Regions from separate parts of the Homo sapiens genome. Here region 1 is linked to region 2. A link is a contact called in ENCODE Hi-C or POLR2A ChIA-PET data. All regions are on one chromosome and are shown on one strand. The core of a region is the stretch at or near the end of the contact, and the rest is flanking DNA. Distances in the headings are between cores, read along the strand shown. Region 1 has its middle 180 kb from the start of RAD51B-AS1. Region 2 overlaps RAD51B (RAD51 paralog B).

Region 1 (3,801 bases), core at 529-3,028, 260 kb before region 2:
TAGGAGTTCTCCCCACGGGAACCATTTCCTGCAGGACCAGGCCTGGGGTGGAGACCCTTCCAGACAGGGTAGGAGGTCACCCCAGGCTGCAATCTCAGTGGTCTGGAAGCCCATGAAGGCTGGTTATGTCTGGGCCTTGAATAGAATCATAGACAAGCAGGGTGCCACGCTGGCTTGCGTAGAATGTTGACTCTGCAACGGTCTCTAGCTAACAGGAGCTGAAAGTTCCTACAAAGGATAGCGAGTGGCCTGTACCTCACTGTCTCTATTTCCATTGCTGTCCCCAGGTCCCCGTTCCTTGGTAAGCTTCTCCTTGAACTTTAGGCAGCACCTCAAAGCAGTTTCAGAATTCACTGAGGAGCCATGGGTCCCAGTCTTTAGAGTCCTGCTATTGTTCAGAGGTCTCCAAGTGACTAGATGTTGTGAATTGCCAGAGGGTGGCAGAGGACTCCAACCAAGCAGGGACCAAGTATAAAGCAAACTTCCATCACCATCAACAACTGGAGCCCTGCACTGGACCAGAACAGAGCCTGGGAAATGACCCCATCAGCATCTTTGGGTCCCCTCATCATGGAGACTCCCCTCAGAAATAGTCTTCAGCAGGGTTAAACCCTTGGCCAGATGGAGAAATAGCACGACACCTCTGGCTTCTGCTTCCCAGGGAGCGTGTAGTGGATCCCCTGGCACCCTCTGCTTCCGACGGTACAAAGGTTGTGGGTGTAAACCTCAAAGCTCTGTTTTGTCTAGACTTGGTTTCCGGGTGGGTTCAGGCTCTCTGCTCCATGGAACCCAACAGCCAGGAGATTTGTGCCACTGCTTCCTTGAGTCTAGACTGGCGGAGGAGCAGGGGCTCATGACTATAACATGAACGTGAACCGTGGATCAAAGTGGGTGTTCAAGACAGCTGATTGGACAAGGTCCTGAGCTATGCTGAGGAGTGATGCTGGCACTTTGGTAATGCAGTGGAATGGAATATTCCATGGTTAATTAGCAGTCACTGAGTGTCTATTGTGAGCTGGTCACCATCTGGATGAACAAACTGGCAAGTAGACTCTGAGGAGGTCACGTGCCCAGGAGTTTGTTTAGAGAGTGCAGTTTCTTCTCATATTGAGGTGTGCAGAATGTTCGCTTACAGGTGTGTGATCATGGGGTTGGGTCAAACTCCTCAACTTTCCTATGGAATGCCAGTCCTAGGACCCTCTGCAATCTGAAGCCCTCACACAAAGAACAGAGTATTTATGTCAAACTCTACCCTTCTGTGCTACCAAACAAAGCTGAGCCAGAATAAAGCAAAGTGAAAAAGCTCATAAACACTTCCTGGGGCTGGGCTCACAAAGTAAAGCTCAAAGAAGAACAAGCCAGATGCGTTTCAAACCCATAAACACACACGAGGACACCCGAGCTGCCACTGGCCCGAGCAGATTGGGTGCTAAAACAGCACTGGAGCAATGAAGGAGGGGGTCATTCTAAAATTAGAGCTCTACTTTCTCTCCCCTCTGAACATATATGAGTGGAATTATGGATTAATATTGAAAATTGATTTCATGTGTACTTCAAGAGCACCTGTGCGGTGATGCCCACACTCCCTCCCCACCCCCTCCACATACACACTCTCCCTCAACTCACCCCGGAGACCTAGAGCTTTTGCTACCAAGCACATCTTGTGTCCTGTATAAACAAGGGCTGGTAACTAGTACAGGAAATGAACTTCACAAGCATTGAATGTGTACCCACCTGTGGTATGGGGAGTTGCCAGATTTTTTTCTAACTGAGAATGTTCACAGAATCTCGAAACTTTCTTTCAGCTTCCCCCTCTGCACACTTGAGTGTGGGCGCCTACCATGTGTGCACACATACCCAAGCACAAAATTTCCCTCAATTTCCCCCAAGACATATCAACAATGAGATGTGCCCATACATACACGGGCACACAGCCAGCCATTCCCAAACCTTCTCCTTTGTCCCCCCCACCCGCCTTTCAATGTATAAATGAGAGCGCCTAGGTGTGCTGGTGCTGCCCCTCCCTGCCTCGGACACATGCAGAACTTTGCGCCCACTCAGCACGATCCAGCACACAGGAGCTGGGGAGCCAAGGATGTTTATATTCCCACGTGTGCACCGGCGTGCACGCACACATGCACGCGCACGCACAGCCACATTCCAGCTGGCCCCAGTACAGCTGTGACAGGCCTGGGTCTGTTTGCCATTGTTTTCCTTCGCCTCTAACAGGCGTTCATGCAACAGAGAGGAGGTCGTGAGAGGTTTCCACCACGTTTTGTAGCATTTACCCCGAGCCTGAGTGTTGGGGAGGTGGCTTTTGAGAATGAGCTATGGGTGGCAGGGTGGAAAGCAGAGACAAAGGCATTCCTTCCCATTTCCTGCCTGAGCTTCACTCGCTAATGTGCACTGCTCTGGATTGTTCAGAGATTTCTTTATGTGTCATCCTGTCTGAAACCTGGCTGGGAGGACGGAGGCTCAGCTAAAGAATTTCTGGAAGTTCTGTCTCAAGGTCCTGCTTTGTCACCTCTTATTACTACAACTGTTCTAGGCCCAGGCTGCCTGGGGGCACACTGTGTCCTGAAAGCCTGAGTGGCAGGCCCCAGCCACATAAGCAAAGACACATTTGGGTAGAAACTGAAGGAGATAAAAATGGACCCCAAGTGGCCACTATCCCTCTAGGGATTTTGGCCCACAAGAAAAGCTGGTATATAAAGAATTCCCCACCTGACCCTCAGCAGCAGTGAATGTTCTAATGATTCCCTCAGCAGTACATATGCAAAGTGGATACTGTCTTTGCACTGACAATAAGATTGGCTAATCTGGCTGGGCGCGGTCGCTCACGCCTGTAATCCCAACACTTTGGGAGGCCGAGGCGGGCGGATTTCCTGAGGTTGGGAGTTCGAGACCAGTCTGGCCAACATGGTGAAACCCCATCTCTATTAAAAATACAAAAAAGTTGGCCAGGCATGGTGGTGCATGCCTGTAATCCCAGCTACTCGGGAGGCTGAGGCAGGGGAATTGCTTGAACCAGAGAGGTAGAGGTTGCAGTGAGCCGAGATCATGCCACTGCCCTCCAGCCTGGGCAACGGAGCGAGACTCCGTCTCAAAAAAAAAAAAAAAAAAAAAAGATTGGCTAATCTACAAGTTCATTTGTTATTTCTAAGAGCCAGATGGGACTTAATGCATCTAAGACACTAACAAACCCAGAGTTCTTACTGTGTGGATCTGGACAGAGCGGGCAGCTGACAGATTTCTCACTGTGCCCCACTGAACTGTGGCAAGGGACTGGCTAGAAATACATGTACTTTGTCTGCAGCCATTGCTTGCAAACTACCCCACTCACCTCTGTGGCAGAGTCCTTTCTTCAAATAAAATCTTACTAGAAAGCCCAGTGTACAAAACTGATCAAAACAGTCTCTCTGGTTACAGGGATGAATTAGCTGTGTGTGTGCGGGCATGGGGTGTCCCCATCTGCTCCTGCTCCATCCTCGTGCTCCCTCCATCTATACTTCAGGGAATCTCCGTGGGGTTCCTTGGATCCCAGGTTGAAAACTGTTATCACAATGCAGGCCCCTTCTTGTAACAATTGTCAAACTTCGTACCCAAGAAAACACGTAATGACAAAGAGCTGCTAGGAATTTAACGGCCTTTCAAATTCGCCTGAGTTTTACATACTATGGATTTCAGCTGCTGCCCATGTTTGGTGTGGCACTAAGAGTTATGGACCCCTTGCTGAAACGCCCTGGCCTCTTGCAGGTCTGCAGTTCACAAATTAGGAATAACTGTACAGAAATTAAGAAC
Region 2 (3,721 bases), core at 966-3,465:
ATTTATGTCACTTCTATCTGTATTACTCTCTGTGCCTCAACTTCCTATCAGTGAAACGGAGATAACATTACCTACCCCACAGGGGGGTTACTGTAAAGCATAAATAAATACAGATTTAAAAGCTGTAGTAATAATAATGGAAACTTTTCAAAATCACTTATTAGCTACCATTTTATGTGTTTTAAAGAAATGTGTTTTGCTTAAAAGAAATTATAAAGAAAAATGCTGACATATTTGATTATACAAAAAATGTAAGACTTTTGCATATAAATGATTCCACAAACAAAATTAAAAGGCAAATGAGAAACTGGGAAAAATAACTGAAACAAATATGAGACAAAAGGTTAATAGCCTTACTGTATAAGCCAATACAAAAACACACATTAACATTCCAATAGAAACGCGAAGAACAGAAAACTAAACAAACATTCACAAAAGACAAAACACAACATACAGAAAAATTTTTCCAAAAGAAAGGTTGAAGGATGTGAGGAAATATCTTAAGTATAATGTTACATGAAAAAAAAAGCTACAGATGGCATGATACCAATTTTGTTAATAAACAAATACACTGAAAAAATCTGGAAATAAATATACTACAGTATTAAAGGTATCTCTGGATAGACAATTATGACTAAGTGATTTTTATTTCTTCTTTATATTTTTCTGCCTTTTGGAATGGAGAATTTGACCAAATTTACAATGAGGAACATTCTTTTTTTTTTTTTTTGACGGAGTCCTGCTCTGTTGCCCAGGCTAGAGTGCAATGGCATGATCTTGGCTCACTGCAACCTCCGCCGCCCAGGTTCAAGTGATTCTCCTGCCTTAGCCTCCTGAGCAGCTGAGATTACAGGCACACACCACCATGCCTGGCTAATTTTTTTGTACTTTTAGTAGAGTCGGGGTTTCGCCATGTTGGCTAGGCTGGTCTCGAACTCCTGACCTCAGGTGATCTGCCTGCCTTGGCCTCCCAAAGCGCTAGGATTACAGGAGTGAGTCACCACACCTGGCTACATTCCTTTTTTAAGAAAAAAAGAACATATAACATTGCTTGAAATAGTGAAACATTGCTTGAAATAGTGAAAAATTAGACGCCACCTAAATATCCATCAATAACAAATGGGTTTGTATGTATATATTCAGTATGACTTAATAGGCAGCTGTTAAAAAAGAATAAAGTGTATTTTTTCCTGCAATGTTGTTATACAAAAAGAAACAAGTTGCAAAACAGTTTATATAAGTGTGACCCTATTAAAATACCATGTATGTTTCTCCATTGTTTGGCAAAAGACATGTGTGTGCACATACATGTGTGTATGAGTGATGGACGGAAGGGTGGTGAAGAAGTAGGGAATAAAGTAAGGCTTGGAGGAGTGTATTGAATCTCCAGAATATAAGCTAGGACCATATTTAAATGTCAATTCAAAAATACACATCCCAGCTAGATTTACATAATTTTAGATGGCTCTTATTTCTCCCTCTTCCATTCATATAATTTCTGAAGAGGTTGGGATAAATAATAGGGAAGACCCACATTTGAGTCTCTATACAGAGAATATTTCCAAGACAATCAGAACGTAATCATTCTCTAAAGCTCAAATTTCCACAGCTAAAATGTAATTTTAAACTTCACCACCTTGTTTCAAAATTTAGCTGCCTGGTTATAGGTATACTCAACTCCTGCAGGCTGTAGGATTAAAAGAGGAATGAAGGATCTTGCTCTTTTGTACAAGTTGCAAAAGACCCTTTAGAAATAAGGGACTCAAAAAGAAAGGCTATTGGCTGTGAAAGACATTCCTCTTAAATCTCAATTAAAACTAGTTCCTTCCTGCACCTTACAAATTATGAAGGCTTCCCCAAATGGCAGACAGGTCAATCTTGATGTGCATGACTGAGATAACATGGCTGAGTGATAACTTTGTTCAGTCATAACGGACACTGGTGTTTTTTTCCTGTAACATTACAAAATGGAGAATTTTTACATAACTGTATTAGCATGTCATCTTTAAACAACACTATTCTGTCTCACCATCAAACAAATGGTATTTCATACTTTGACAAGGGCTGAGATGGAAAAGCACAGCACTGAAAGTTGGAAAAAGTTCAGTAGAGAAATGAGCAAAGATGTTGGACCCAGCCGAGCAAAGATAATGGACCCAGCAGACATGGAGGCAACTGAAATTAATCTGCACACCTAGAGGAACAGATGTGACACCTGCAGGATGCTTCAGACTAAAGCTCATCATGGGAAAGTCTCTTTTCTTAAAATTATTTCCTTTATTTTGTTTTCCCCAACATTAGAGTCAAAAGGACAACTCCTCCACATTCCTTCAAAAGCTTTAACAGGTTTCAAGTTGTTTACCAGCATTTAAAATAGAAAAAGGACTGGGACCTCTTTCCTTGTATAGCTACACTCTCCTCTAAAAAAAACACACGCTTGGCTCTTTTCACCTCCTGCTTTTAAGAAGGAATTTTAATGGGCCGGGGCTCATCGAGGTGCATAAACTCAGGAGGGAGGAGCACAATGGTAAATTATACCTTGCAAAGAGTCAGAGCCCACTTACTGCTGCCAGTGATGTTAAGTCCATAAGCAAAATCTTTTTTTTTTTTAATTCCTCCTTGAAAGGTGCAACAGAAGAAGATGAATCACTTCTTTTTTTCCCCTGGATCTGTCATACAAGAATCAAGGACTTGTCAATGACTCCAAACAGCAGGGCCTTGACAACTAGTCAAAGACAAAGTTGTTTTGTCCAGCATCTCTCCTTTCTCTGGAAGCATTTTCCTCCCAATTAATATAAGTTATGAGGCTGCACTGAAGAGCTCAATAAACTGACACTGAAGGACATAAGTTGCTTTTTTACACTGAAAACCATGGTAAACTGATATATACAGCTTGTGTCCATGAAGGTGGAGGTGCCAGAACTTCTGGTAACCTCTGGCTGCATCACTGCTGCTGCACTGGGGCAGTCTTGCATTTTCTGATATTCTCTCCCTTCCTGGGAATGTTCCATAACCCTCAGCTCTACTCTCCTTTTTTCTTCTGTTAGACCCCAGACCCTCAGGTATCTGGTTTAAGCAGTCATTGAGATGTAGGTATGAGGCCCTCAGTGAATTAATGCCGGTTGTCCTGGGGCTGTGAGCAGGCCAGGGCAACACCCATAGGCCTGTTCCCAGGGGATTTAGGGGAAGATTTTACCTATTTTGGATATGCTTCTTTTTCTCCTTAAAACAATAATAGCACTACCATTGTGTTGTTCATTTTGGAAACACAAATCCAAAGAATTCTATAATATTTGAAAACATCTACTTAAAGGAATTGATGAAATTGTGATTGTTTCCCTTAAAAGTAAACTGTATAGCTTGATATCTCAGGCATTATAGTAAGAAAATTAAGCTTCTTGACTCAGAAACAAATATAGAAACAAGCCATGACTCATTTTTACCATCATTCTATTCCAGAAACTTAAAAGCATAGCCTGCATAGTGAAGATCCACATAAAAATGCAGGCACATTTGCTGCAGTGCTAAGAGCAGAAGATATCAATTAATTAGAGAAGTGTAAAAATAAAGACAGGACGAATGAGGGGGACTGGTAGGGAGACAGGAAGAAGGAGTGACAAACAACAGCAAAAATATCTTAAATAAATAATTCAGAATGGATGCTAAATACAAAAGTGGGAGCCAAGCCAGACTAAAGTTCAGATGCATCTAGGGTTACTTT

What was found. A loop is a pair of places that touch in the nucleus more often than their neighbours do. ChIA-PET counts read pairs that join two places held with the same protein, here RNA polymerase II (POLR2A). Pooled maps may share reads with other maps.
Region 1: a map of PC-3 shows a loop between it and region 2 (5-fold over the local background). The contact joins two enhancer-like sites. A Hi-C loop is called at or near these places in 15 of 168 maps with a recorded cell type or tissue (CD4-positive, alpha-beta T cell, CD4-positive, alpha-beta memory T cell, Calu3 and 8 more), 27 of 37 single-sample maps with no recorded cell type and 15 of 50 pooled maps. POLR2A ChIA-PET finds 5 or more read pairs at or near these places in 9 of 52 experiments (A673, B cell, CD4-positive, alpha-beta T cell and 6 more).

Annotation. Positions count from the first base shown.
Region 1 is chr14:68,504,873-68,508,673 of GRCh38, reverse strand. It overlaps a transcript of RAD51B not described here. Among named protein-coding and RNA genes, the nearest start is that of RAD51B-AS1, 180 kb to the left of the region's middle. RefSeq lists enhancers at 1,585-2,148, 2,149-2,712, 2,685-2,744, 2,713-3,276. Within about 2 kb of position 1,778, at least 20 of the 41 ENCODE cell types and tissues checked have a DNase peak (open chromatin) inside an H3K27ac peak, as active enhancers do; they include B cell, OCI-LY7 and PC-3, where a contact is called at or near this core.
Region 2 is chr14:68,250,090-68,253,810 of GRCh38, reverse strand. The region is part of intron 7 of RAD51B (RAD51 paralog B); the gene reads right to left. Among named protein-coding and RNA genes, the nearest start is that of RAD51B, 430 kb to the right of the region's middle. Within about 2 kb of position 2,215, at least 7 of the 41 ENCODE cell types and tissues checked have a DNase peak (open chromatin) inside an H3K27ac peak, as active enhancers do; they include B cell, OCI-LY7 and PC-3, where a contact is called at or near this core.